4 separate regions of the Homo sapiens genome follow, and regions 2, 3 and 4 are each linked to region 1. A link is a loop called in an ENCODE intact Hi-C map of the cell type or tissue named here. Cell type or tissue: ascending aorta. All regions are shown on one strand.

Region 1 (8,000 bases):
TCTATAAAAAAACAGTATTTCAAGGATCTTCCTAACATCTGACTTCCACTATCTCAATATCTTCTTCCCCCAAATGCTTGCAAATAACTTTTATCATAGAGTTCTATGATTATATTTTAGTCCAATTTTTATACGTCACTTTTTGTCTCCTGATCAAAATTGACCAGTGCATTTTCTGACAAAAGTATGAATATAAAATAGAGTGATCATACTTTCATAGCTGTTAGAAGCTTTGAGCAATTCATGAGCAACCTGTAAGTACAGATTAAGCTGTATTAAACAGTGGTCAGTTACCTGTTCATAAAATTCATTGACAATACCATCTGTCCACTGAAGATGGAGTTCTTTACATTTAGCTGGACCATTGATATCAGCCAACTTTATACACATTTGACAAACCAGTAGACGATCATTTTCATTGGTCCAATCTATTCCAACATCATCATTTACCTATTTGAGAGATAAAGTTAATATATGTTTTGCTTTGATAAAAACAAAAGTTGAATAGAAGAGAAAAACAATAGAACATTTATTGTCTTCATATTATATAGGGATCATAATACCAAATAATTGGGAACCTCTAGCTACTTAAAAATGTTATTGGCTGTGTAAATTAATGGTAAAAATAGTTCACAAAAAAAGTAAAATAACGAATTATGGATAAAATTATAATAATGGGTGACAGGGTGAGTGTGTCAAAAATAATTGAATTATACATTTTAAAATAACTAAAAGAGTATAACTGGATTGTTTGTAACACAATGGATAAATGTTTGAGGTGACAGATACCCCATTTACTCTGTTGTGATTATTATACATTATATGAATTTATTAATGTAACCCATAAATATATATACCTACCATGTACCTACAAAAATGAAAATTTTAAAAATCATTAATTATTGAATTAGCAACAAATGCTTTTTTAAATTGGCATATATAATCAATTACTTCTCTTTTCTTTTTTTGAGACAGAGTCTTGCCCTCTCTCTCAGGCTGGAGTGTCATGGTCCAGTCTTGGCTCAGTGCAACCTCCACCTCCTGGGTTCAAGCAATCTTCCTGCCTCAGCCCCCGCAAGTAGGTAGGACTACAGGGGTGCGCCACCACACCTGGCCAATTTTTGTATTTTTAGTAGGGATGGTGTTTCGCCATATTAGCCAGACTGGTCTCGAACTCCTGGCCTCAAGTGATCCACCCACCTCGGCCTCCCAAAGTGTTGAGATTATAGGCGTGAGCCATTGTGCTTGGCCTTATTATCAATTACTATTAAAATAATATAGTTACAGTTCATAAAAAATTGTCATAACTTAATATTTGGGCATTTACTTTTGAGGTATAAAATTCTGCTTCAAGTTTTTGATCTGTACTGCTGCCAGATAATTTATACAAATATACCGTAGAGATGAAAACAAATTAAATCAAACAAAAACCACAATGACAGAATGTGTTATTCCTCTGTAGCACAGAGTAGAATCTATAGAGACAGCATCTCAGCTTCTTGGGCATCTAGATTCAGATCAATACCTATATGTCTGCTTCTGGTTAAACATTTTATTGTATTCCATTTTCACATTTGAAATATGGGAGTTCATAGTAACATGTTTTGTTCAACAGTTTGCTTCCATGATATCTTTCAATGTGTCTATAAAATGAAGACTGATGCAGCCGGGCACGGTGCCTCACACCTGTAATCCCAGCACTTTGGGAGGCCGAGGCGGGTGGATCATGAGGTCAGGAGTTTGAGAGCAGCCTGGCCAACATGGTGAAACCCCATCTCTACTAAAAAAAAAAAATACAAAAATTAGGCAGGCGTGGTGGCATGAGCCTGTAATCCCAGCTACTCGGGACGTTGAGGCAGGAGAATCACTTGAACCCAGGAGGCAGAGGCTGCAGTGAGCCAAGATCGTGCCACTGCACTCCAGTCTGGGCGACAGAGCAAGACTCTGTCTCAAAAAAAAAAAAAAAAGAAAAAGAAAAGAAAACTGGGTACAGCTCTATTTACCTTGCCATTAAATTTGGCTACGAAGTCAAAGTGTTTCTTCAGGTCAGTGGCCAAAATTGCTTCAATGACAAGGAAACGGAAATGCTTAAATTCCACATGGTCAAGGTTAATTAAGAAGTTATACTCTGGCCGGGACATGAAAAGATTCCATGCAGCAGCTGCGTGATGATTCTCCAAAACTGAACGATCGTTATATAGCACCGCCTAGGCAAATAAGACAGTTAAGAGTTCAACTTTTTAAGAAAATAATCACAAAAATCATGAGAATATGCAATGCTTTTGAAATTGCTTTTTATTCATACAACAAAGAAATGTAATCACGTAACTCCTGCTTATTAAGAATCACTTATTACTGTACAATGACTCTATTATTTTTCTTGGTTAAATTTCCACTTTTTGTAAGATAAATTCCTTTCCTTGAAAACTTAGTCCAAACTCTTTTGAGGGGGCACTCGCCTATCTTAATAGATATTTTTTAAAAGATTTTTTCTTTAGATTTCTTTGTAGGGTACAGGAATTTAAACATAAAAATTATATACAAATAGAAAAGAGGAGGGAGAAAGAAAAAAGAAAAAAATTATATTTACATATATATGTAAATATAAATATAATATATAATTATACCAATGCCACAATACCTCAAGAGGTAACTAGGTTACTTTCTCTATCTGGCATAAGCATTATCTCCTCTTAAACACATACAGCTATTAAAGATGAATGGAATACCCAAAATGTCCATGACTTAAAACATTCTCACTCCACTCCACAGGAAATATCACCTTTTATCTAGTATTCGGAGACATAAAATGACATTTACTTGTTTGAAATTCTCTAATAATGCAGAGAGAAGTTTTATTAGAGAATTTTTTTTTAAAAAGGGAAGCTGCCTACAAAATGCCTGAACACTAGTGTGCAAGATAGCCTATGGAGAAATAAAAAGACATAGGACAAAAAGAAAACACTAAGCACAGAATATTAACATAGAGGTATATAAAAATGTAGACGTGTAAAATAATCTGAATGGTAAATTATCCTGGCCAGTGGATTTTTGCCTATATTTAGAAAAAATAATTCTGGTGTATGAAAGACAAGTGGAAAGAAGGTAGATAGTCAAGAAAAAATTATCAGATAATTTTTATTGTATATAGATTCAAGAAAAACTATAGAATAGCCTATAAGATGAGCTGTGGAAATGAACAGCAATGGGATAGAAGAGGCAAAGAAGAAAACAGAAAAGTCAATATTGAATGAAATTGGCCTCTAGATCTTGTAGAAGAACAGAGGATCTCAGAATGTTTAGCAACTTGGGTTCAGCTAATTAAATAAATGAGGGGCTAAATTTGATTGTATAAATGGGTATGTCTACATACTTAGTGATGAATTTTTTACTTAGAACTATACACCAAGATGAACTTTAAATTTATTCACTGTTTTTGGAATCTATGTTTAGGCAAAAAAAATAAAAAATCCTCCAATGAAATAAATTGATATTAAAATCCTACCAACCTATAGATAATGTCATAAGAATCATAATTGTTATATTGAATATATTTCAAAGGAATGGTATTTATATACAAAGAAACCTTACATTCTTAAAAGTCCAAGAAATGCTTGGTTCTCTAATCTTTTCAGAAAGGGGCTTTTGTATAGGTTGCCTTTTGTTTGTTAAAGAGGTCCATTAACATGAATTCAAGTAGGTTTTCTTCCTAAGAAGAAAACTGAGAAATGATTCCCATGGATAATAAAGTTGTATACCTGCTATTAGAATCTTGGAAGAATCCATGGCTTCTTTTCAGAATTAGCACGGTCTCTGAGAATTTCAACGTAAGACTATGTATAGTTTGGCTTATATTAACTTGGTGCCTGTTATAAATCACACTGAACTTCACTTTCTTGAGAAATCTTTAAATTAGTTCTCCTAACCAAAATCTAAAGATTTACCTGAGGAGCACTAGTTGCAACCAGGAAAGCATTAGTCCTTCCTGGATGATCATAATCGTGCATGGCTGCAGCCACATACAGCGCCATCAACTCCAAGGCAGGGATATTCCCAGACAGACATCCGTATTTATCATCTGTCACATTATACGTTTTTGAGAATACATATCCCATATGTCCATGTGTAAATCCACTGTCAGAATCTGAGAAGAGAAAATGAGAGTCAAAGAAGTTTTTAAAAAAGTACTGACATTATTTGTCTTGACTTCTTTCTTTTTGAAAAAAAACAAAAACAAAAACACCCTTGTTCCCATCTTTCATAAGGCAGTGCAGATTCACTTCGTACATACCTGAATCACTGGTTGAACCATGATCATTAATCACAGTTGAGAGGCCTGGAATAGGCTGTGTAGTAAGATACCAAACAGCATGTAAAACATCAGTGGCATGGATTCTGTTATGATCTGTAACCAGTGAACAGGAACAGTCATCAGTTTATGAACTTTGGGGTCCAAGAACTAAGAGTGCCATCTACTGGACAAACAGTTTAGTCCTAACATTTTACTATTTCCATGAAAGTTGGCCAAACTTTCTAGGACAAATATTATTTGATTACTCTTCCATAACTCCATAACATCCATCGTAACAAGAAAAAAACCTTACTTGTAACATTTATTATGCATGCAGGTATCTGAAGTGGAAAAATCTGTGTCAACAGTCGACTACAAACTATGTATATAGGAAACATACTGTGTGAAAAAAGTGTAATGTTTACTCTGGTACTTATTTTCATGCTCCTGCATAAAACTATGCAGAGAATGAGAATAAATGTAATAGCTATGACATACTTCAACTAGATGAGACATAATATTTCATCTCTGATAGATGGTACTCAAAAATAATCTGGGAATAGAACATAATACCATTTTTCTGTATCAATCTTAAAGCACTGCAATAACATATCTTTTATATGTAGATTTCATCCACAAGCAAAATTCAAAGCCACAATCAATTATATTCTCTGATCTAGAAATTCTAATTTCAGAATATAGTTCTAAGAAATACTTAAAAAGAAAAAGAAAAGCCTCTTGTATAATAATGTAGGAAGCTAAGCCATTTAGAAGAGTTAAAACCTACAGGAAAACCAGATAATGCCATCATCTGGTTGATGATGCCATTAACCAGATAATGCCATCTGGTCATAATGCCATCATCAAGGGAAGGGGGTCATACTCCACATGTGCAGTTCAACTTCTTTCAAACCATAACCACGTGCCCAGTGTGCTCTTGGCTCACCTTCCTTTTCTGTGCAATTCTTCCAAGTTTTTTGTTTATCAGACCCCTCATAATACTTCACTGATTAGTATGCTTTATTCTATTGTATTTACATATTGTAAATACCTATACTTTATATATTGTATTTCTGCTAACCAACCATGATACTGTTTCCTTCTCTAGTATAAGAGATTACATTTCTTCATAATACTTAAAATAAGGAGAAGAGAGAAACAGGAGAGAACAAGAATGACAATGAGAATATGAGAGAAACACCTATTCCCTAGTCAGAGAAGAAAGAGGAAACCTATGGTCAATGTGGCAATTGTAGCACCTGGGTAGGTGTTAAATTTCTGGCAGCCATTAGGAATCAGTCTTTAAGTGACAATATGCAGCTAAATCTTAGGTAAACACCCTAGAAATTCAGTGGAAAGGCCTGGATGTGGGTTTGAAAAGATCTCATCAGAAGAGCTTAAAGAAACTCAACTCTGGCCAGGTGCAGTGGCTCATGCCTGTAATTCCAGCATTTTGGGAGGCTGAGGTGAGTGGATCATTTGAAGTCAGGAGCTCAAGTTCAGCCTGGCCAACATGGTAAAATCCCGTCTATACCAAAAATACAAAAATTAGCCGAGCGTGGTGGTGGGCACCTGTAATCCCAGCTACTCGGGAGGCTGAGGCAGGAGAATCGCTTGAACCCAGGAGGTGGAGGTTGCAGTGAGCTGAGACTGCGCCACTGCACTCCAGCCTGGGTGAAAGAGTAAAACTGTATCCAAAAAAAAAAAAAAAAGAAGGAAGAAGAGGAAGAGGGGGAAGAGGGGGAGGAGGGGGAGGAGGAGGAGGAGGAGGGGAAGGAGGAGGAGGAGGAGGCTCAAATCCTAGCCTCCTGAGGAGAAAATAGCAAAACTTGTATACCTGTGTCAATCGTAAATATGAGTAATAATATTATATGGTACTTGAAAGAGCAATTTCATTAAGATTGACATCTATATCCCTGAGTATAGCCCATCTCCAGTGATATGAGCCCATTACATTTACAAATAATTCACAGGCAAGAGAATTACGATCATATTTTATGTCTGTACTTGGGCTATTTATGAAATTGATCATACTAGAATTTTCTGGATTTGGGACAGGTGTGCTTTTACCTCTGCTATAATATTATCCATGCTAACTTGGGTGAGTTACTTAAAATCCACTTCCTTATCTTAAAAATAAGACAGAGTAAAAAGTCTTATTTATCTTAAAAATACGGGAATAATATTGCCAAATTCATGGTACAATTGTGACAATTACATTAGGAAATATATTTTAAAGGGCCAGATACACGGTGAATTTGTAATTTGTGTAAACATTATTCATGTAAAATAAATTGCTGCTGTAGAACAAGACAGAACTAGTATAGATCACCAGCTTTCTCCCAGAATCAATGCTGGATTTGTAAGAATAAAATAAAATATCTTCTGCCTCCATCGGTAGAAGATAGTAATGACCTGTTATGGTAGGAAAATGGCAGTCTGGGAGTAGGGTTCCACTTTTGGGAGATATGTTGGAAGCCAGCTTCTTAAATTATCTTCTCCTGTTGCAAGCTGGGAAGATTACTATATGCCAGTAGTTACTATTATTGTTGCAAGTCAGAGAAACCTGTGCATGAGCATAGCAGTACGGAGGTGGATGGGGGGCAGTATCACAGTGTTGGCAGAGCCTGTTTGGGGTAAGGAATTGATAACATCTATTCCAGGTGAACTTGCAGCTTTTGAGCTCTAATCCTTTTGAGCTCTAATCCACCCTGTCCCCCACCCCAAGGCCCAGGCCCAGAAAACTTTATAGGTAATGTTTTATTTTAAAAAAACAAAAAAACAAAAAACAAACTTTCAACAAGCAATTAATCCTAAGTAAATAATCTAGTGCCGAAAATACAAGAAGAAAAGCTGCCAAACTCATTTTATGAGGCTGGTACAATCTTGATTTAAAAACGAGGTAAAGACAGTATGTATATTTAAACATGTTCCTTTTGCTTTCGAGTACAGGTTTAAAAGTACTAAATAAAAAAAAAATCACTAACCAAATCCAGCTGCTTATCTAAACATATACATCTAGTTATATGTGTGTATGTGTAGGAGAATAATACTGTCATCAATCACTTAGATTGAAGAATAGAAAACCATCTGTCCTGTTAGCAGTCAGTGACATGTTTATTAATCAAATATTCACTTAGCATGTACTCAGTATTATGCCAAGTGCTGGCATCTCCATTGTTCTTGTCATTAATTCTCTGGTAACCCAACCCAGGAGCAAAGACACCCAGGAAAGAAGCTAGCAAGGTCAATGTAAGTTACTGACAGGTTTCTATGTAATACATAAAAATGCTCAAAGATTCCTCTTCTTCTTCTGGCCAGGGTAGGCAACTGAGAAGGATAAGAAATGCTATCAGAGCTATCCTTATTTTATCCTTATTCTCATCATACTTCTTCCTTCATCTCTGCATTTTGGACAAACCCCTAGCCTTCTCGATGACACCTTCACTCATGTGGCAACCCCCTCGCCCTCTTTAATAACATATAGACGCACATGCATACACTAGCACATGGTACACCCTACCTCTTTCCCAGAGTCCGCCCATCTCCCTCTTCCGTCTTGATACACTTGTTTTCTCAACTTTCTCCTTTTCCCTCAAGCACAGAGTTGAAGTGAGCTGGTATGGAGGGTTGGAGTTGTATGTAAATTCACAGATTTTAAGATCCAAATTTATATATTTTGTATTTAAAATTTTGTCTATGCTCCTAT
Region 2 (8,000 bases), 150 kb before region 1:
CAGTTACCCAGTCATCAATGGTCATGATATTAAAAAGTTGAAAACAGTCAATTCATTTTGCTTAGAGAGTCGGACATAACACTGATGCATACCACGTTAAGAAATTCTCCAAGAAAATCCTATTCAAAATCTTCCAATGGCTTCCTAGCTCACTTAAAATAAATACCCTAGTCCTTTCTACATCCCACAAGAATCTACAGAATCTTTTCCCTGGTTATCCCTCTGATAATATTTTCTACAAATATTTCCTACTCAGCCATTACTATACAGCAACAGGCTTCCTTGATATTCCATAAACATTTCATTTATATACCTGCCTCAAGTCCTTGTCACTTCTTTTTCCTTCTAGAAGGACGATTTTGCCTCCAGATGTCCATTTTTCATTTCAATTATTTTTCTGCTTAACCATTGCTGCCTTGCAGATGCTTTCCCTGACCTATATAAAAATGTAACACTTGTAATTCTTTAATGTCTCGCCCTATTGCCTACTCCATATCTCTTAAAATTACATGATTTTATAAAATATGTTTGTATATTGTCTTTTCCCCAGTAAATATAAGCCACAAAATGGCAGGAACTTCATCTTTTTTGTTCCATCATTTTCTGGTATAGTGCTTGTTATATTATTGAAACAATAGACATTTTGAATCAATGAGTCAATTATGCCAGCTGTATGGATCCTGAACATGTCTGACACACGGAAAGATTAGCATCTCTCCTTGCTTCTTATACTTTAATACTTTAGCCATGTGGTCTTCAATGTGAGACATGCATTCTCTCACAGAAATGAGAAGGCTTTCCAAAGGATATGCAAGTACAGATAAAGTTTTAGAAAAAAATTAACAATTTCATGGAAGAACAATTTATATGCAGTAAAATGCACATACATAATGTATATCATTAAATGAATTTTGACATATGCATTCAGCCATGAAACAAAGATACTGAAGATAATGGTCATCCCAGAAGTTTTCTTCTGTCCCTTCCTACCACTGCCCACCTCAGACCCTATCACTGAACTGCTTTTGTCGCTATAGATTAATTTACATTTTAAAGAATTTTATATTAAGATACGTCAAACAATAGGTACTCCTTTCTACTTGACTCAACTTAATTACTTTCAGGTTCAACCATATTGTCGTAGATATGATACTTATTCCCTTCAATGCCGATTAGTATTTTTTTTTTTAGTTTGTTTTTGAGATGGAGTCTCGCTCTCACCCAGGCTGGAGTGAAGTGGCATGATCTCCGCTCACTGCAAGCTCCACCTCCCGGGTTCACACCATTTTCCTACCTCAGCCTCCCGAGTAGCTGAGACTACAGGTGCCCACTACCACACCCGGCTAATTTTTTGTATTTTTAGTAGAGACAGGGTTTCACTGTGTTAGCCAGGATGGACTTGACCTCCAGACCTCGTGATCTGCCCGCCTTGGCCTCCCAAAGTGCTGGGATTACCGGCGAGAGCCACCGCACCTGGCCAGTTTTGCCCAGTTTTAATCGGTATGTTTGTCTTATTATTGAGCTGTGTTTTTTATATGTCTTCAAACAAGATGTTTGTTGAATATATGTTTGCAAATATTTTCAAAAGCAAATGTTTAAAATTTTGAGTAAGTCCAACTTATAAATTTTATCTTTACAGTTTCCCTTTTGTATTCTATGTAAGAGAGTTTTCAGATAGGGTTTGCACTGCCAAAATGAAAGTGAATATGATTTTCCCATGTTGTTTTAGAGGTTTTATATTTTACTTATTACATTTATGCTCCATTTTGAGTTAATTTTGGTAGAAGACATAAGGTAAGGGCCAAGGTTTTTTATTTTGTCTATTGCCATCCAATTTTTTCAGCATCATTTGTTAAACTTGACTTGGTATTTTTGTAAAAATCCATTAAACATAAATGTTTTGATCTTGTCCCAGACTCTCTATTCTGTTCCATTTACTACTATGTTCAATTTTATGTCAATATTATTCTATTTTCATTACTGTGGCGTGATAATAAGTCTTGGAATCAGATCCTGTAAGTATTTCTACTTTTAATCTACTTTTAAGGTAGATTATCACGTTGTATAAAAAGAGTTGCCCTTCTTTCTTTGTAATTTGGATATGTTTTACTCCTTGACTTGCTGTACTGTCCAGAACCACCAGTGCCATCTCCAGACTACCATATCTCAAAATAGAAGTGATGAGAGCAGACTTCCTTGCCTTGTTCCCAAACTTAAGGGAAAAAGTTTTCAGTCTTCCATAATGAAGTATGATGCTAGCTATAGGGTTTTGTACATTCAGATTAAGAAAGTACTCTTTCTTTCAGTTTTGTGGTTAAGTTTTTGTTCACTTGCTTTTTAAAATGGTGAATGAAAGAATTAACATTTAAAAATCAATATAATTCACTGTATCAGCAGAATAATGGGAAAACCTTATACTTACATTATCTCAAAAGTTGTACAAAGAATATTTGATAAAATTTAACTACTCATGATGAAAACAATTGCATACTATAAATAGAAAAGAACTTCTAGGAAGTGTATGGGGAAGTAGGAGATAAAGAGAGGTTGGTTAATGGGTAGAAATGTATACTTTGATAGAAGAAATAAGGCCTTGTGTTTGATAGATCTGTAGAGTGACTATAATCTACAATAATCTGTTTTATATTTCAAAATAGAAGAGACTATTCTAGCATAAAGAAAAGTATTTAAGGTGATGCATATTCTAATTATACTGATTTTACCTGTACAAATCAAATGAATATATTAAATTATTACATGTACCCCAAATTAAAAAAAAAAAACTTTCTTAATGTGATAAAGGGTATCTACCAAAAACTACTACAGAATCATCATACTTCATTATATGTTTATTGAATATGAATATCTTAATGAATAGAAAGAGAATGAAGGGCTCAATAGACTGGAGGTCCCATGAATTAGAAGGAAGAGCATACTAAGATTAACTGAAAATAAGATGAAGGAAAGCAGAAATCTAAATGTATTATTTTGGAGTAGTTTCGAGTGATGACAAATACCAAAAAGTGTCTACAGGATAGGTTGATTGAAGTAAAATAGAGGAGTAAAATTTTTCCATTGAGCAACAAGGCATAGTAATTCTACTCAAGGCTGTCTCTATTGTGTCTTTAGAGCAGTGCTGGGCATAGCACTTTCAGAGATGATGAAAATGTAATATCAGTGTATTCTTAAATGCAGTAGCAACTAGTTTCATGTAGCTATTAAGCACTTCAAATATGTCTAGTGTGACCAAGAAACTCAATTTTTAGTTTCATTTTTTATTTAGTTTAGATTTAAATAGCCACTTGTAGCTAGTGACTACCATGTAGCACAGCATAACTTCCGGCTATCAATTTCACCATGGCTGAGGTGGTAGAGCATTTTCTTCCCTGAGGATCCCACAAAATTTCACTTAAACCATTTCTAAGTCTTTCACCTTTCACCTACATTTTTTCAAGTTCTGAAATACCAAGTCACTACGCTGTTAGGAAATAGAGGGACTAGGCAATGCTCTATTATTTCTTTCTCTCATATTATTTCTTTCCTGTCTTTTGTTTTCTCTCTCCTTCATGTCCTCCTTTCAGGGTCAGTCACCAAGCACAATGTCAAAAACATTATGATCATTCAATACAGTGTAGCTGTTATAACAGTCTTTTTCAAATTATATACAATACCATCATGAGTATCTTTTATGCAATTACTTCAATACATCTGGGATTACTTCTACAGTAAACTGTCTTAAAACCAAAATTACTGATTCAAAGAGCATACAATTTTTTAAAATTTGCTTTTCAAATTGCATTCCAGAAAGATTTTATCAATAATAGTTTTTTATACAAATGGCACCTCTTAATTCATATCTACTAGTCATATATTTTTCTATCTTGAAAAATTAGTTGCAAAATAGAATCTACTATTGTTTTATTTTGCATTTATTTGATTATAGACCACATTCATGCTAGAACCAGTGATAGAGTTCTCTAGTATATTTCATATGACACAGAGTTTTCATCACTCATCTCTTTCTACTTCTCTAGGGCACTTGAAAAATTGGTTGCAAAATGGAATCTACTATTGTTTTATTTTGCATTTATTTGATTATAGACCACATTCATGCTAGAATCAGTGATAGAGTTCTCTAATATATTTCATATGATACAGAGTTTTCATCACTCATCTCTTACTACTTCTCTAGGGCACAAACTCAGAATACTTTTTGTTATACTCAAATGGCAAGAACATGTGTATCCCTTGAATAGCACCAGCATGACGTTGGTTTTCTCTAATAGAAATCCAAATTAATGCTCAGTTTTAAGATATTTGCTCAATATGCAGCAAAAAAAATAGTTCTTTTCTGGAAATTTCAACTTTCCTAGAGAATTAGGAAATCATCTGCTTCCACATGAAATAACCAAGACCAGGCACTATTACCTAGGTTTTCTTTGGACAACAGCATACTCCTGTCCTCAACTCCTGATAATCAAGTGTCTTGTGAAATTCCAGTTGTGACCATACGTTCTTGGATCACCCTGCCCATTTTCCTCAGGCCTCTATCCATGTATTCTGTGTGCTATGAACTTTGTTAAGCCTTCTGATGTCCTCTCAGATACCTTGAATATCTGTAGCTTCTTAATATTTTTTATAACACAACATTCTGGCTAGTTTTATCACTGATCCCAGAGGCTATACATACAGAGATGTGGTAGGTTTTGGAGTAAAGGAGAAGGCTTACATGGAAAAGAGTTGACATTATGCCTACAAATCAGAAACAAATATGAAGATTCACATAATTACCTGTATAGTATTGATAATTGTGAGATTCTCCAGCCAGTAGGTGGAAGCAGACTCCTATCTATAGAGATGGATAGTCTAAGCAGTTCGCACTTCTGAGTATGCTAAGTCATTTAGCACTTGCAGCAAATAAAACTTTCACTTTTCAGCAATCAGGAATCAGCTGTTTCTTGGGGATATATTTATGCAACCACTAATCCCTACTCAAAGGAGATTAGTTGCCTAAACAAATTTAACTCATGCCTGGGCTATTGCAATATTTTCCCAGGCAACTCAGGTTAGGGGACATAAGCCTAATAAATAAACTTTAAATCATCATCTTAGTAGGTGTTTAATGCTAACAAATTGTGTTACAAAGGTTCCTTGTTAAAATGAATGCTGTTATTGTCTCGTCCTCCCCAAATATTGGTCCTATTTGTCTTAGAGTTAGGAAGAGAAGACTGGAATAGAAAGGATAAATTCATACTAGCAGAAAAGGTAGTGAGCAGGATGACATACTTAATTGAGTAAAAAGGATGACATAACCTGTGAGCTCCATGAGGGTAAGAATATATCTATGAGGTTTGCTTCAAAGGCTAACAAAATTCTGGATACCTGGGGCATACCTATTAAATATTTGGTGAATAAAATGTTGAATGACAAACTAGAAGTATGCATGGCCTTTGTTCCCAGGATTTGATATATCAGAATATTCCCTTAAAAATTATGCCGTGTGTTGTGGCTCACATTTATAATCACAGCACTTTAGGAGGCTGGGGCTGGCAGATCACTTGAGGTCAGGAGTTTGAGACCAGCCTGGCCAATATGGTGAAAACCCATCTCTACTGAAAATACAAAAATTAGCCAGGTGTGGTGGTGCGTGGCTGTAGTCCCAGCTACTAGAAAGGGAGGCTGAGGCAGGATAATCTCTTGAACTCAGAAGGCAGAGGTTTCAGTGAGCCGAGATGTGCCAATGCGCTCCAGCCTCGGTGACAGAGCAAGACTCTGTCTAAAAAAAGAAAAATAAAAATTAGGCAACATATAAAAGAAAGGTGAAGAGCAGTGAAGATTGGTGGTATGGTAGGCTGAATAATGACCCTTAAAAATACCCATGTTCCAATCCCTGGAACCTGTGGATATTAATTTATATGGCAAAAGTAACTTTGCAGATGTGATTAAGCTAAGAATCTTAACATGGGGAGATTATCCTGGATTATCTGGTTGGGCAAACTTCTATTTTATCATTCAACATTTTGTTAACATCCATAGGTTATAGCTCCAATCTGCTATACAGAGGCCACACAGACTTCTATTTTATCATTCAATTTTTTTTTAACATCCACAGGTTATAGCTCCAATCTGTGCAATGCACTTTGAAAATGGAGAAAGGGAACACGTCAAGGAATACAGGAAGCCACTAGAAGCTGGAAAAAAACCAGGAGACAGATTCTCCTCCCAGATCATCCAGAAGGAACCAACCCTGCTAAAACCTTGACTTTAGCTCAGTACAAAGGATTTCAGACTTACAGCCTCCATAAGGGTAAGACAATACATTTGTGTTATTTTAAGCCACCAAGTTTGTGATACTCCTACAGCAGCAGCAATAGGAAAATAATACAGATGGTAACTGCCTTCTTTGTCCCTAATCATCTCTCTTCCTCCACTAGCTCCCACACTCCTATCTCTTTCAGAGACTGTCAATAGTGAAATATTGAATCAAGACCCCCTGAATATTTTATACACACTCTTATGAGATTAGAGTGTGTGATTACTGTTGTTATAGTACAGGATTCAAGTCAATAAGGTGGGCTCCAGGGACCTACCCAACCAAGAGCTGGTATTTCCACCATTAAAAAGTATTCTTAACTCTTTCCTTTTGTTATGATTATTATTATTCTAAGTTACCATGCTTTCTTTTGGTCTTGGTGTCCTTGAGAATGTACCTCACACAACTCTAACTACATGAGCATAATTGACCAATGGTCTCATGCACATTTAATCCCATTTTGTTATTTCCTTCTTAGAGACCTAATATATTTGCTATCTTAAACAAAATCCAGTTTTATTTTTAATAGCGCTTTATTCCGGAACTTTTCCTAGTCATCTAGACCATTGACCATAGTTCTGTTTAGCCCATTTTCTTCCAAGAAATTGAATATGTTTTGTTCACTGTCACTTCAGATTGAGATTCTTCTCTACACTAGGGTATTATAATAATATTGTTCACTCAACCATAGATATTCTATTTTCCTGGAGACTCTGGTTGCTTTTCTGCCCATTCTTGGTCACCCTGGAGACAAAATTTGATGAATCTCCTTAGATGAGGAAGAAGTTGTGTTGTGGTTCAGATCACAGACTCTGAATACAGATGGTCTGGGCTTACATCCCAGGTCTTTCACTTACGAACTGTGTGACTTGATCAACTCACTAAACCATGTCTCAGTTTTTCTATCTGTTTAATAGTAATAATAAAATATGAAATAAGAGGCTGGGTGCAGTGGCTCACGCCTGTAATCCCAGCACTTTGGGAGGCCAAGATGGGCAGATCACGAGGTCAGGAGGTCGAGACCATCCTGGCTAACACGGTGAAACCCCATCTCTACTAAAAATACAAAAAAGTAGCTGGGCGTGGTGGCATGCGCCTGTAGTCCCAGCTATTCGGGAGGTTGAGGGAGGAGAATTGCTTAAATCCGGGAGGTGGAGGTTGCAGTGAGCCGAGATCGTGCCACTGCACTCCAGCCTGGGTGACAGAGCGAGACTCTGTCTCCAAAAAAAAAAAAAAAAAAAAAAATATATATATATATATATATATATGATTATTTTGAAGATTAAATAAGTGAACTATTTAAAGCATTTAAAACAATGCTGGTCACAAAAGATCACATACTTGATAATAGCTTTTGTATGAAAATCCAGAATACTCAAATTTATAGAGATGAAAATTAGATTTGTGGTTGCCATGGGCTGGGAGAAGGAGAGAAAGAAATGGCTGTTAATAGGCGCTGAGTTTGTTTTAGGAGTGATGAAAATATTCTAAAATGAGTTAGTGGTGATGGGTATACAATTCTGTGAATACATTAAAAACACCACTGAATTGTATACCTTTAAAAGGTAAATTTTATCATAAAGGATATATCAACCAAAAAATAATGCTGGCCCCTTGTATTGTGATTATTTTAAATTATTATTGAGACCAATGTTTCTGGTCATCCTCTTCAGGGCCTTCTTCAGAA
Region 3 (8,000 bases), 520 kb before region 1:
CTGCACTACAGCCTGGGCGACAGAGCGAGACTCCGTCTCAAAAAAAAAAAAAAAAAAAGTCATGACCACTTCTAATCCATCTGGAGCCTCAGGCATAACAATAAACAAATAGCAGTTAAGGATAACTGAGCACTTCTGAAAAAAAATAGCATAAAAATAATTTGGAATAAAAGCACCAAAATGAATGAGTAAATTTTTTTTTTACTTTATAAAAAATTTAGTACCTTTACGGGTACAAGGGCACATTGCATCCATGAAATCAGAACTGGCAGCCTAAAAATAATAAGGGAATAATAAAGTGCTGTTGTAAATATAAAATACAGATTAAATATACAAATTAGAACTTAATATGGTAAGATGGATGATGGCATCAAAGATTAATGAAACATAAAGAAAAACAATGGAAATTTAGAAGAAAAAAATTTAAAGAGAAAAATTCCCAGAAAATTTAATATTCATCTTATAAATTATCTAGAAAAAAATTACTAATAGGGAAAAACACAAATATGAACCAGAAAATGTTTTCCCTGAGCTGTTATTGGAGAAATCCAACATAAAATGAAGACAACAAAATATCTTCAGTATTTCAAAGGAAAGATTTTTGTGTGCTCAGTGAAACAATAGAGGTCTAACGTAGGTTGCTCTGAAAAGATTCCTTTCTCCTTAAGAATAACAGTCCTCTCCCAAAGTTTCTTCATCTTGAGAGAGGGGAGGTAAAGTATGACATGGCGTTAGTTTGCAAAAAATGAATTTGTGTAGAATCAGGGTTTCTGAACATCCTCACTATCAACATTTTCAGTTACATCATTCTTTGTGCATTATAGAATATTTAGCAGTACCCCTGACCTCTACCTTTAGATACCAGTAGCACTTCCATTGCCCCCAACCCCTGTGCAGTTATGACAACCACAAATGTTTTTAGTTATTGCCAAATTGCCTGTGAGAGATAAATTTACCCCAGTTGATAACCAGTGGTGTAAAGCATATATATTTTTTAACTTTGCAAGTTTGGTTATTAAAATAGAAAATAAATGTTACCAATTTCAAAGCTTCCGTCAATAAAACCAACAAGAGAAGAGGATATCTCAAATCTCCGTTCTATATGAATGATGGAACTTTTCATAATAATTGCACCTAGTGTCTTAGCAATAAAGCTGAGTGACAGAGCTGCCAAGAACATCTAAGAAAAATCAGAAGGAAAGGGGGAAAATGGTTAATCGAAGGACTATATAATGTCAATAGGCACATGGAATTATAATAGCTTTCTTCTTTACTTAAAAACATTATTTGTATCTTAAAAACCATACTTAGTTTTCCCTTTTACCAGGTACTACTACTCAGCCATTTAAATGTTATTATCACTACACTGATAAAGCATCATTTCTAATTTGGTTATAATATCAAAATATTAGAGCACTACAGTTAAGGTTGTTATTTTTAAATTAATCTCATTAACTGATTTATAGAAAGCTACATCATGTTCTCAGATGGCCATGATGGTGAGCTATTCTTTATTTCCATATGAATAGCATTGGCTAACTGGGAGGGGAGTGGCAGTACATTCTCAAAGGCAGCATTTCCAGGAAGCCAGCTGAAAAACAGAACTTTGCAGAGGCAAAGAAAAATTCTATGACCAACACAAGTGACTGACATCCAGTGTAAGATGCAGTGGTTATAGATGTTTTATTTGTCAATTTCATGTTAATAAAATGTATCGATTAATCATTTCTATTACAGCTCACATTTATATCCATAAACAAATTTCTTTGGGCTCTCTACTATTAATATTTACCCTGTTATGTATTACATCTTTATATCCCCTACCTCAAATTTATATGTTGAAACTCTAATTTCCAGTGTGTTGATGTTTGGTGATAGGGTCTTTTTGAGGAAATTAGGTCATGAGAATGGAGCCCTCTTGATAAGATCAGTGCCCTTATAAGACAAGAAATTAGGGATTCCCTCTATTTCTCTCTTTCTCTCTCTCTCTCCCCTACCCCCAAGTGATGACACAATGAGGATATGGCCTTCTGGAAACCAGGAATAGGGCCCTTATCAGAACTCAATTATGCCAGAACCCTGATATCAGAATTCTCAGCCTCCGGAAATGTGAGAGACAAATATTTGTTGTTTAAGTCACCAAGTCTATTCTATTCTGTCAGCCTGAACTGACTAAACGACCTCTTCTAATTACCTCCTATATTTCCCAGTGGTTTCCACCACCATGCCTAGCTTCAATTATTGCAAGAGCCTCCTGAGCCATGTTTCTACTTCTGTGCACATCTGCCTAACAGTCTCTTCTCAACAAAGTAGCTAAAGAAGTCCTTTACAAATCAGAAATAGATCATGCTGCCCCTCTGTTTTCCTATGTAACTTATAGTCATATCAAGTTTTTCCAATAACCTATGAGACCATAAACAACCTATCCTCTTTTTTACACCCACCTCCCCACAAATATTCCTCTTTATCTTTCTAATCTTATACTTTGTTACTCTTGTCCTTGGTCATTCCTCTCCAGCTACATTAGACCTTGTTGCTGTATATTGAGCATTCCAGATTCATTATATTGCTCCAGGCTTTTTGTTCTTGCTTTTCACTTGACATGAAAGGCTCTTCCCCATAGTCGTATTTCTATCATTCATTCCTTCACACCCTTAAGAGTTTTGCTCAGTGGAACTTTCACAGTGAGGTTTTCCTTGATCAATCTCTTTAAAATTGCACCCCTTTCTGCTCACAATACATTTATTCCTTTATGAGTTTATTTTATATTGCCACAGCAGAATATTAGCCCCATCAAGTCATAGGTTTTTGTCTGTTTTGTTCATTGCTCCGTCCCCAGTGATTAGGACAGTGTCTGTCACAAAGATGCTTAAGAAATAATGAGTGAACATTTATATAACCAAAACCTACTCTGTGTCTGGCCCTAGGCCATGTTTGGGGGACAGAGATAAAAGGCCCAACAAAACTCTTTGATAGCCGACAAAATGTGGGTGTGTTCCTTTCTGCATAAGAAACTATCAAATGATATATGCTATCAATGAAGATAAAAGGAATTCAAAAGATTTATTAAATGATACAACTTATAGAGATAACTAAAAGTTTTAAAATAAAATGTAAAAAGTTATCTAAGAAACAGCATAAAATGTAGAAGAGTATCAAAACTAGTTGTATTAAGTTGATGATGGGAATAATAAAACAGGAGAAAGGGGCAACAGAGTTAGACAAAAATTATGAAGATTTTCTTCAAAGATAGTCAATTCTAACATCTTGTAAAAATGTATGCAGTCTTTGTGCCATAGAATAGTGATGAAAATTGTTCAGGTCCTAATCATTAAAAAATCATTTTATTAAAAAGGACTAAGAAATGTGGAAGAGAGTGACATCAGCAAGAGAGCAGAACAGCCCTGGAACCTCAACAGCAAGACACAATATTAACAACATATGTACTAAATGCCTCTGTGAGAACTTCAGAACCAATTACAAGGTTTCTGTACCTCCAGGCTATCGTGAAAACAACCTGGCAAGAAAAATCATGATTGTTTCCAGTCTCTCTCACTAGAGTCTTTCTCACTCCACCCTGTGCAATGCAATTGGAAGGAAACATTTAAATCTCCTATGTTCAATATTTTGACTTTTAGGGAGGTTGCCCAAGGACAGGCTTCTGACTTGCCTATATTCAAGTACTAATAAAAATGCGGTCTTTGCAAGCAAAGGTACACCAAAAACTGCAGTTCCAGACAGAGACACGAGGTGGAGCACCAGTACAACAATTTAATGCAGCCCCAGAAAGGCCACTGTACCTCAAGCCCCAGGGGAGGGTCTTCTATAGAAACCAACAAACCTTTTCAAACAGATCACACACACAAGCCTAAAGGAGAAAGAAAGGAAAACATACTAGAAAAAAAGCATGAGTAGGCCACAGAATCTCTATTCAGAATTAGTGAGGAGAGTTCTCCTTATGGAAAATCATCTCACAAAATCTGGGAGAGTTGACTGATTTTTTAAATGTTAAAATCTCAACAACAAAATAATACAAAGTATAAAAAGAAAGAAAGGATTCTCACACATTAAAAGGAAAAAAAAATTACATCTCCAGAAACTGACCAAAAACAAATGAAGATATAGGAATTGCCAGACATAGAACTTGAAATTAGTCAAGTAGTGCAATGAATTAAAAGAGAATATGAACAGACAATTAAATGAAATGAGGAACATAACAAATAAACAAAATAGCAATATTAACAGATTATAAACTATGAAGAACCAAACAGAAATTCTGGAGTTGAATTATAAAGTAACTGAACTGAAAAATTCACTAGAAAGACTCAACAGGTAACTTGGCTAGGCAGAAGAAAAAATCAGGAAAATCAAAGACAGAACTTCTAAAATTAGAGTCACAGGAGCAAAAAGAAAAGAAGAGCCTAAAGAAATTATGGGACTCCATCCAGCAGGGCAACATATGCATTATGGGAATACCAGAAGAGAAGTAAATGAGAAAGGTCTGAAAACTTGTAAATTATGGACCCCATTTTTTTAAATCTTAAGAGATAAAGGAACCTAAACATTTAAGAAGCTCAAGTAATTCCAAATAAGATAAATCTAAAAAACTCTATACCAAGACACAGTATAATCAAACTGTCAAAAGTTACACACAAACAGAGACTCTTAAAAGAAGCAGCAAAACACCATTCATTTAGTACAAGGAAGCGGACAGCCTCTTCAAATGATGTTTGGGAAACTGGATACCCACATGCAATGAAATGAAATTGGGCCCTTACCCTATACTATATGCAAAAATTAACTCAAAATGAACTAAATACCTAAATGTAAGACCTTAAACTTCCAGAAAAAAATAAAAGAAAAGCTTCAGGACATTCAATTTGGCAATTTTTAAAATGTGATACAAAAAGCACAGGCAACAAAATTAAAAATACACAAATCAGACTATATCAAACTTAAATCATCTGCACATAAAAGAAAACAACAGGTGAAAAGATAACCTATGGAATGGCACAGAATAAATGCAAATAATATAAGTGATGAGGAGTTAATATCTAGAATATATGGACTTTTCCAAGGAAACAACAACAAAGAACAACCCAATTTAAAAATGGGTCAAGGACTTACATAGACATTTCTGCAAAGAAGATATACAAAGAGCCAATAAGCACATTAAAAGATGCTCAACTTTCTACTTATCAGGGAAATGCAAATTAAAACCACAATGAGATATCACCCCACAACCATCAGAAAAGCCACTATTTCAAGAATAGAAAATAACGAGTAAGAGAAGTTAGGAACTTCATGTTTGTTGATGGAAATATAAAATGGTTCAGCTTTCATGAAAAAGAGTTTGGAGGTTCCACAAATACTAAACAATAGAATCACCATACAAGCCATTAATTATTCTTCTGGGTATATAGTCAAAGTAATTCAAAACAGGATCTAGCAGAGATATTTGTACATGCATATTCATGCAGCATTATTAACAACGGCCAAGATGTAGAAGCAACCCAAATGTCTACTGATGAATGAATAAAGAAAATGTGGTATACATACACAATGGAATATTATGCAGACTTAAAAAATAAGTAAATTACATCATGTGCTACAATATGGATGAACCTCAAGGACATTATGCTAAGCTAAATAAGCCAGTCACGAAAGGAGAGATACTGTATGATTCTATCATATGAAATATTTAAAGTAGTCCAAGCATAGTGGCTCACACTTGTAATCCCAGCACTTTTGGAGGCCAAGGTGGGCGGATCACGAGGTCAGGAGTTTGAGACCAGCCTAGCCAACATAGTGAAACCCCATCTCTACTAAAAATACAAAAAAAAAAATTACCTGCGCATGGTGGTAGTCACCTGTAATCCCAGCTACTTGGGAGGCTGAGGCAGGAGAATCGCTTGAACCCAGGAGGCGGCGGTTGCAGTGAGACGAGATCACACCACTGCACTCCAACCTGGGTGACAGTGCGAGACTCCATCTTAAAAAAAAAAAAAAAAGAAAAGAAAGAAAAAAGAAAGAAATATTTAAAGTAGTCAAAAAATTAGAAACAGAAAGTGGAAAGGTACTTACTTAGAACTGAGGAGAAGATAGTTTAGTGGATACAAAGTTTCAGCAATGGAAAATGAAAAAGTTCAAGAGATCTGTTGTTCATCAATGTGAGTGTACTTTACACTTTTTAATTGTACACTTAAAAATTGGTTGAAAAGGTACATTTAATGTTATGTGTTTTTTACCAGCATGACAAAACGATGCATTATTTTATAGGGAGAAAAAAGTAATGTGAGTGGTCTCCTGCTGAGAGAATTAACCTCTCCTACTGGATATGTTTAAAGTGCCAGAGTGGCTGCAGATACTAATAAGAGTTCCACAACATTTTCATTTGATTTACAATTGCTCTTCACCATGCTCTTATCCACTAATTTATGAAGTTCTGTACTGATGTAGAACTTCTTGTAAACATCCCCTCCCCCATTCCTCTCTCACTGTCTACTAATTTAGGTTCTTTTATACTCAGCTAAATTTTCATTGTCACATTTTATTAGATTTCATTAATTTGTAAATAAAATGTCATATCCTTGAATGTAAACTGTCAAGATTTCTTATGATATAATCTTTATCAAGAGGATTATTATAAAAAACTATAAAGATGATCTCTACCATGTTTTTTGTTTGTTTTTTGGTGGCAAACATTTTTAGAATTAACTTTTGTGGTAAAGCATTTATAAAATAAAATTTGTCATATAGTTGGAATCATATAGTAGGTAACATTTTAATATTGCGTTCTTTTACTTATAAATATACTTTTAATGTTTCATGTCTTTTCATTGGTTATGTCTCATTTCTTGTTAATCACTAAAAATATTCTTATTCTATTGCATGAATGTACCAAGGTCGCTTTACCTATTCTCATATTGAAGGACACCTTGGTTGCTTCTAACTTATGGCAATTATCAATAAGGCTGCTATAAACACCTCTTTGTAGGCTGTTGTGTAGACATGCTTTCCACTTGATACTTATTTCAGTAAATACCAAGGACTACAAATGCTTGATTGTATGGTAAGCCTATCTTTAAATTTGTAAGAAACTATTAGAATATTTTCCAAAGTGGCTGCACTATTTTGCATTCTCACTGGCAGTAAATAAGAGTTCTTGTCGCTCCACATTCTTGCCAGTATTTGGTATATTTTTGTGTTTGGAATTTTAGTCCTTTTAACAAGTATACAGTGACATAGCTTATTGTTTAATTTACAATTCCCTAATGACGGGATGTGGAGCATTTTTCCACATGCTCATTTGTTGTCTCTATATCTTCTTCAGTGAGGCATCTGTTCAGATATCATCCTCATTTTATCATTGGGTTATTTTTCTAATTATTGAGTTTTAGATGTTCTTTGCATACTTTTGAATATCAGTTCTTTATTGGATATATCATTTCAATGTCTTCTGGTCTCTGATGAGAAATCAGTTGTTAATCTTATTAAGGAACTCTTGCCCATGATTATTTCCTACTCTTGTTGCTGTCAAGATTCTGAATTTATTTTTATTTTTTTGGCCTTTGACAGTTTGATCATAATGTGCCTCAAAGTGGATCTCTGAGTTTATTTGGATTTTCTTATGCTTCTACGATATTGAGATCATATATTTTATCAAATTTGGGACGTTCTCGGCCACTTTTTTTTCAAATATTATTTCTTCCCTTTTCTCTGTCTCTTCTCTTTCTAGAACTACTGTAATTGTTATGCTGGTTCACCTGATAGTGTCCCACAGTTCCGTATGTTTTGTTAATTTTTCTTCGTTTTTTTTTTCTTTCTGCTTCTCAGACTAATCATTTCAATTGTCTTATCTTCAAGTTTGCGGATTCTGTGTTCTAACTGCTCAAATTTGCTGTTGAACTTTTGTCTAAGTCAGTTCAGACTGCTATCACAAATTATGATGGAACGGATGGCTTAAACAACAAACATTTATTTCTCACAGTTCTGAAGGG
Region 4 (8,000 bases), 420 kb before region 1:
AACAAATTGTGCTGGGATAATTGGCAAGTCACATGTAGAAGAATGAAACTGGATCCTCATCTCCCACCTTATATGAAAATCAACTCAAGATGAATCAAAGACTTAAATACAAGACCTGAAATCATAAAAGTTCTAGAAGATAACATCAGAAAAACCATTCTAGACATTGGCTTCGGCAAAGACTTCGTGACCAAGAACCCAAAAGCAAATACAACAAAAACAAAGATAAACAGATGGGAGTTAATTAAACTTAAAAGCTTTTGCACAGCAAAAGAAATAATCAGCAGAGTTAATAGCCAATCCACACAACAGCAGAAAATCTTCACAATCTATACATCTGACAAAGGACTAATATTCTGAACCTACAAACAACTCAAACAAATCAGCAAGACAAAAACCAAACAATCTCATCAAAAAGTGGGCTAAGGACATGCATAGACAATTCTCAAAAGAAGATACACAAATGGCCAACAAGCATATGAAAAAATGCTCAACATCACTAATTATCAGGGAAGTGCAAATCAAAACCACAATGCGATACCACCTCACTCCTCCAAGAATGGCCATAATCAAAAAATTATAACATAATAAATGTTGATGTGGATATGGTGAAAAGGGAACACTTTTACACTGCTTGAGGGAAGGTACACTAGTACAACCACTATGGAAAACAATGTGGAGATTTCCTAAAGAAATAAAAGTAGATCTACCATTTGATCCAGCAATCCCATACTAGGTATATAGCCAGAGAAAAAGAAGTAATTATATGAAAAAGATACTTGCACATGCATGTTTATAGTAGCACAATTTGCAATTGCAAAAATATGGAGCCAGCCCAAATGCCCATCAATCAATAAGTGGTTAAAGGAAATGTGGTCTGTGTATATCATGGAACACTACCCAGCCATAAAAATGAATGAAATAATGGTATTCACAGCAACCTGGATGGAATTGGACACTACTACGCTAAGAGAAGTAACTCAGGAATGGAAAACCAAACACCACAGGTTCACACTCATAATTGGGAGATATGAGGATGTAAAGGCATAAGAATGATACAGTAGACTTAGGGGACTCGGGAAAGGGTGGGAGGTGGGTAACAGATAAATGACTACACATTGGGTACGGTGCACGCTGTTTGGTTGATGGGTGCACCAAAATCTCAGAAATCACTACTGAGAATTTATTCATGTAACCAAACATCACCTATTTCCCAAAAACCTACTGAAATAACAAAAAATAAATTTAAAAACAATTTAAAAAGGCCTTTAGCCTCTGGAGTCTATAATCTTACTCTTCACCAATAATAAACCACAATTTTCTGATCTTTCTTTTATTCAGTACACGCTCTTAATCTAAGATGTCCAGTTCTAGAGTCTGAATTCTCATTCCCTTTTGCATTAACTTCTGCTAGTGGTTAGTTGGTCAGCCTTACAGGACCAGGTAGTGAGAAGTGGCCCAGTTACATGTTATCTCCTGTTGTTTTATACAACTTCAGCCTGACCAGATTCCTAGGGCTCCTAAGCTAATTGAGGCCTGTCCTAAATAATGCCTCCATTTAGAAGGAAGACTCTCCACTCTGCCTATACCTGGAAGAAATATTCTTATTTTTCTGAAAGAAGGAAAATTTCAAATACTACCTATCTTTCTGTTAGAAAAAGTATAATATAAATATGATGATTCCTTGCTCTTAACAGATTGGCTTTAACAAGAATTAACAATCAAATTCTCTGCTAGGCCACTCAAGTTTTCCTCTTATTATTTTCATTTATCACAACAATGGAAATGATTCTTACTTATTCCTTTTTTATACATTCTCATAGTTGAAAATTAATTACATTGTCTTTAAGCCTTAACATGAATATTTACATGTTAAATTTCTAATCTGTATATTTATCATACCTAGCGATCGCATAATCATTGAATGGAAGCCGATTGCAAGTGCTTTCAATTCAGGTTGAACAATCCTGTAATATGATTAAAGCAAAGAAACAATACACATCATTAAAATATCAAACTGAGTTAATATCAAAACATTTATCAGTATCATTTTTCTTCATGATTGAATGAGAACCCTTAAGTGAATGGCCCACATTAAATATAGTTATATTTTCAATTGTTTTAAAAGGCAAACACCTGGATGGTAGTAATAATTATTTTTATTTCTTATTTATTCTATGCTTTATGATTTCAGGACAGTTTAACAAATATTTTCATATTTGATCCTTATGAAAATCCTATAAAAAGGTGATGAACAGACTTGCCACGTTTATGAAGAAAATGATTTTGTGTGGACTATTTAGGTAGCTCATATGAAAATATTATATACCATTATCCAAAAGTAATTCTTAGCAGTCCTCTTTTTTCCATCTTATTTCTGTCATCAGTGTTAACACGGTAGTTTACTAATATGATTCATAAATTATATAATACAACCAGAAGGGTCAAAAAACTTTTCTGTATTCTAGTGTCTTGTGTATTTAACTGTCATACTGAAGGTAAGACTATACTTGTATCCTCACTTAGAAACTAACTCACTCTTACATTTCCCCAATTCCATTTTTCTGTGTTCAATAAACTGATTACACTACCAACCCTGTGATAACTTAGTATATATCAAGTGAAATAAAATTATTTTGCATTAGTGGAGGGGGTGGATTGGGATAAGGGAGGATGACTGCGGCTCAAAAAACCCAGTTTTACTGAAAGAGTAAATTAACTGATGAAAAAGTTGTTTTTTTCTTGAACTCTTGGATGGTTATTCTTTCAGAGAGCTATGTAGCTGTCATCAATCAACAAACATTCACTGAGCACCTAATAAGAGATACTATGCTAGTTAATATTCTTGGGAGTAAATAGACAAATTATGCTTCTTCTCATCTAAGTGACTTGGAGAAGTATATCACTTAATTTCTCTTAGCCTTAGTTTCCTTGTTGGTTAAGTGAGGATAATAATGCTTATCTCATGTTATAAGAATCCAATAAAATGAGCTAGCACTCTAAACTTCAATTTAATTTACACATAATCACCTGTATACTTTACAAAACAGCTACCATTTATTGAGATTCTGAAAAGAATTCAACAGAATTTATAAACTTTTAAAAGGCAAAAGTTAAATTAAACATAATATATTAAAAGCTAAACATAAGATAGTTATATATTAGGAGAGACAATAAATGGAAAGTGTGTTTTGGCTCTCCTTTCACCAAGTACAGCAGTACTTTGTTAGCCCAGTTGAGGGCACAACAACCACACTGAGGACAATGAATCCATGTCTGCTATATAAGGAGGAAATTTATTTCATAAAGAGATGGTCAGGAGAAAATCACCAGGAAGGGTAGGTTAGCTTTTCTATGGAGATGTTACTCTCAAATATCAGATTTCTCAAAGGAGATTTGGGGAAGGGAGAGATTGCACTTCACCCCTGGTTGAGTTCTCTGACAATTGCCTGACAGGCATTTTTCACTGTAATTCGTTTTCGAAAGTTGCAGTTTGTATACTATACGCACAAGGCAAACTGACATTTGTTATCAACTTGTATTTTACCAGGGAAAGGGTTAGCATGCAGGAGAATTGGGGGACTTGCAGATAGGGTAAATATTTTCCTAAGAGTGGGCCTGAAATCTTCAATTCAGTGGAAATGATGGATGTGTGTGATATAGTAACATACACATACAATAACAATCATACACACTCACTCCTACATTTACATGCATGCACATTCACACTACTCCTTGCATGCTCACACTCACATGCTCACTTGCATGCACACACACACTGTTATCATGAAAGACATTTTTCACTGTAGATTGATGCTTTGTTTGTCATCAGCTTACATCATGCCTCACACCGTTGTCACCAGCAGAATGCCAAGATTTTTAGATCTTCTCTGGGTACAAAGACTCTCATTCTACATGGTTTAATACACATTCCTTAATCCAACTCACTCTCCTACTCTTTTCCCATCACTCAAACCCTGTTATTTTGCCCATGGAAACTCTTGTTTCTTACCAGCAAAATGTTTACTTTTTTTTTTTCCAGATGGATTCTCATTCTGTGGCCCAGGCTGGAGTGCAGTGCTGTGACCTCAGCTCACTGCAACCTCCGCCTCCTGGGTTCAAGCAATTCTCCTGCCTCAGCCTCCCCAGTAGCTGGGATTACAGGTGCCCACCACCACGACTAGCTAATTTGTTTGTATTTTTAGTAGAGATGGGGCTTCACCATGTTGGCCAGGCTGGTTTTGAACTCCTGACCTCAAGTGATCCGCTTGCCTCGGCTTCCCAAAGTGTTAGAATTATAGGCATGAGCCACCGTGCCTGGCCAACTTCCTACATTCTTTTTAGCTCTTTTACTTTCTTGTTCTAAATGAAATCTAACTCCCATTAACACTCTTTCCTTGCAACTCTATCAAGTTTTCCTTCCACCGCCTCCATATCAGTGGGCCTGAAATGTGGAAGTCCTTATTGATCTTTTGTTTTTACCACTTCCATACCTGAGTCTCTCCTCTGAAAGACCTCTAGATCCCAGTAAGAGGTGCACCACACTAATATACTATTCTCTAACCTCCTTGTTGAAGTTAGCTGTAGACTGGCACACCACAACTCTTATCATTTCTTGACAATTTTCATTCTAGGCTCTCTGTCGTTTTTGTCAAAATGATTTCTGCCCCTTTTCTTAGTTATTTTAATATTCATATAGATTATGCTCCCAATGCTCTGCCCTTCCAGTTTCTTGGCCTTTTCTCTGGAAAGTCGTATTTCTTTCACCCACAATCAGTTCATCAGTACCCACTTTTAAAATTCTCTATTTTGAGCATCCCACTCCTCATGACCACATCTCAAATTTTAAAATTACTCCGTTTCATACGTCTGCTGCAATATACCCCAGCCCTAGCTCTTTAGGCTTATGACTCCTCTGACCTCTTCACAGGCCATCCCTAGTTTCACCTCTTCATGTCCTATCTCATCATGATCTTTTGTTATAATCAATCCTTTGCATATATCTTGAACATTTTGTCTATCTCATCCTTTATTGTATTGGACAAGCAAAAATGCTTTTATCTAAACCTCTGCCTTCTCTACACCTATGTAGTGTGCTGCACGGCTGGAGGAAATAATTCAACCATGCTGGTTGGGCTCACTTTAAATTCATAAGCCAAAATATTCAGGGGACCTCCAGTGCAATTGTCCAATATTTTACTAGTCCATTTTGCCAGTCAGTATATTTCTCCAATCTTCAAGATTACTAGGTAACTTTTTCTGATATGAACACTCTTTCTTTTCTTTATCGTCCTTCTCATCTGATTACATTGCTTTTTTATAACAGAGAAAGTAGAAGCAATTAGATAAAAAAAGTTTAATACTCTTTATCACTACAGGTACACATTTACCGGCTTTTTACCCACATAGACAATTTTCCCTTCTACAGAGAAAAACTCTGTGTCCTTGTTAACATCTCTTTTCATCTTCCTCTGTAATTACTTTCCCTCTCTCCTGCATTATCAGTTTCCTTCATCTGTACTGCTAATTCTCATTAGTATGCAAGCATGGTATGATTTCTAGCATTGAACATAAACAGAACTCTTGATGACACAATCATGCTAACTACCACATCTTTTCTCTGCTTCTTCTTCTAACACTTCTCCTGAAAAGAACTTTCCATACTGACTGCTACACTTTCCTTTCTAGCATTTTTTCTTGATCCTCTTCAATACAGCCTTTCAGATTCTATGCAGCACACATTACAGTCACAGTTTCAAAGGGAGAAAAATCCTGTTAAAACAAAATAAATTCAAAATAAGGAGAGATAGCTTATCCAAATGAGGAAGAACCAGATAAACAATTCTGGAAGTATAAAGAAGAAAGAGTGTTACAACATCTCCAAAGGACCACACTAACCTCCAGCGGTGGATTCTAAACACAATAAAATCTTTTATATAGTCAATGAAGAACGCACACCTGTAGTCTCAGCTACTCAGGAGGCTGAGGCAGGAGAATCGCTTGAAGCCAGGAGGTGGAGGTTGCAGTGAGCCGAGATTGCGCCACTGCACTCCAGCCTGGTGACAGAGTGAGACTCCAACTCAAAAAAAAAAAAAAAAAATCCAAAATATTGATTCTAAAGAATTCTAAAGAAGCCTCCCAGAAATAAGGCCTTTAAGAAATACAGGATTATTTAAGGTTGAGATCCAAAGTTGAAAGCCATCACAAATACATGAGAAAAATGATGTAGCATATAAAAGAAAATATAGATTTTATTGAGAAAAACAGACATGACTTCTGAAAATGAAAAATATTTTGGTGGAATTGCAAAATGGTTTTGAAAGCTTTAACAATGGGCTGAACAAGCAGCATAAACCATTTAAGAGCTGGAAAACAGGTCTTTTAAGTAAACCCAGTAAGACAAATATAGAAAATTAAATTGCGAAACTTAACGATGCCTTCAAGCACTTTGTTATCATGTAAAGGTTATCATGTAAAGCATCCAAACTTATGAATTATAGGTATTCCAGTGGGGGAAGAAGAGAAAGTAAAAAGTGTGGGTAACTTGTTTGAATAAGTAACTCAGGAAAACTTCCCGGGTCTTGCTGCAGACCTAGACATCCAGATATAAAAATCTGAGATGATTCCTGGGATATGTATTTCAAGAATAACCTAAGAAAAACATATAGTACTCAGACTATCCAAAGTCAACATAAAAGAGGCAAGAGAGAAGTGTCTAAAAAGAAATCTCATCAAACTCATACCAGAGTTTGCAGGAACCTTGTAAGCAGGAACCTTAACAAGCCAAAAGAAACTGGGGTCCTATTTTGAGTCTTCTTACAAAATAAGGCCAGACAAGAATTTTTTTTATCCCCCTTAACTAAGATTCATAATTCAAAGAGAAATAAGGTATTTCCTAGATAATAAGCAAACACTAAACATATTTGTCACAGACTGGCATTACAAGAAATACTCAAAGGTGTTCTAAACACAGAAATGAAAGAGCAATACTAATCATTATGGAAACACACAAAAGCATAAAACACACAGATCTTATAAAGAAATTACCCAATTGATGCCCCAAAGCAATTAAGAACTAATTAACAATATTATGGAAACAAAACCTCAAAAATCAATACTGACCTTAAATGTAAACAGACTAAATCCTCCACTTAAAAAATATAGGCTGGCAGAATGTTTAAAAAAAAGATACAACTTTATGCTACTTACAAGAAACCCACCTAACTGAACTAACTGGTATAGACACTTTCAGCGTCAAAGTAAAGGGGTGCAAAAAGATATCCCATGATAACATAAACCAACTATAGCTATACTTGTGTTAGATCAAACTTCCAATCAAAAACAGTCAAAAAATGAAAAAGGTTATTATATTTTATAAAGGCTCAATTCAACAAGAAGATATAACAATTCTAAAAGTATGCATCGAACATTGTAGCACTCAGATTCATAAAACAAATACTACTTGACTGAAGAAAAGAGAGAAATGCCAATACAACATTAGTAGGGTCCATAAATAACCCACTGACAGCAACAGGAAGATCATGGAGGCTAAAAATCAACAAAGAAAGCTGGTAAGTTGAACACTAGACCGAATGAACCTAACAAATATTTGCAGAACATCTTATATTACTACCACAGAATATAGATTCTTCACAGCTGCATGTGAAACATGCTAAAAAATTGACCATATGCCATGCCACAGGCAAGAGTGAATACATTTTTTTAAAAATCAAAGTTACATCAAGTACCTTTTCAGAACACAGTGAAATAAAAATAGAAATTAGCACATAGAGGAATTCTCAACACTATACAAATACATGGAAATTAAATAACTTGTTCCTGAACAATTATTGGGTCAATGATGAAATCAAGGCAGAATTATTTTTAAAAATCAAAATGAATGAAAATAAAGACAGCATGTCAAAACCTCTGAGATGCAGCAAATCAGCGCTAAAAGGGAAGTTTGTAGCATTAAATGGCTAATATTATGCCCTATGGAA

Evidence for each region. Peaks named below come from ENCODE experiments on the same cell type or tissue, not always from the same donor. Only the 100,000 strongest peaks of a DNase experiment are listed, where the experiment ranks them.
Region 2: a loop joins it to region 1, with 11 times the contacts of the local background. A loop is called at or near these places in 34 of 110 quality-filtered maps.
Region 3: a loop joins it to region 1, with 4 times the contacts of the local background. A loop is called at or near these places in 19 of 110 quality-filtered maps.
Region 4: it touches region 1 in a loop (13-fold over the local background); 11 of 110 quality-filtered maps call a loop at or near these places.

The regions. Positions count from the first base shown.
Region 1 is chr12:20,642,895-20,650,894 of GRCh38, reverse strand. It overlaps PDE3A (phosphodiesterase 3A), which reads right to left. Exons shown (of 16, transcript NM_000921.5): 11 at 4,292-4,405; 12 at 3,945-4,144; 13 at 2,004-2,207; 14 at 295-450. Among named protein-coding and RNA genes, the nearest start is that of SLCO1C1, 48 kb to the left of the region's middle. RefSeq lists a silencer at 4,246-4,540. In ascending aorta, a CTCF peak has its summit at 4,471 (motif pointing left); no DNase peak of the experiment used is centred here; H3K27ac peaks cover 3,522 bases.
Region 2 is chr12:20,795,611-20,803,610 of GRCh38, reverse strand. No RefSeq gene overlaps it. Among named protein-coding and RNA genes, the nearest start is that of SLCO1B3, 11 kb to the left of the region's middle. In ascending aorta, a CTCF peak has its summit at 4,821 (motif pointing right); no DNase peak of the experiment used is centred here.
Region 3 is chr12:21,165,830-21,173,829 of GRCh38, reverse strand. It overlaps SLCO1B1 (solute carrier organic anion transporter family member 1B1), which reads right to left. Exons shown (of 15, transcript NM_006446.5): 3 at 1,039-1,180. Among named protein-coding and RNA genes, the nearest start is that of SLCO1B1, 39 kb to the right of the region's middle. In ascending aorta, a CTCF peak has its summit at 3,741; no DNase peak of the experiment used is centred here.
Region 4 is chr12:21,061,286-21,069,285 of GRCh38, reverse strand. It overlaps SLCO1B3-SLCO1B7 (SLCO1B3-SLCO1B7 readthrough), which reads right to left. Exons shown (of 16, transcript NM_001371097.1): 14 at 1,903-1,967. Among named protein-coding and RNA genes, the nearest start is that of SLCO1B1, 66 kb to the left of the region's middle. In ascending aorta, a CTCF peak has its summit at 3,240 (motif pointing right); no DNase peak of the experiment used is centred here.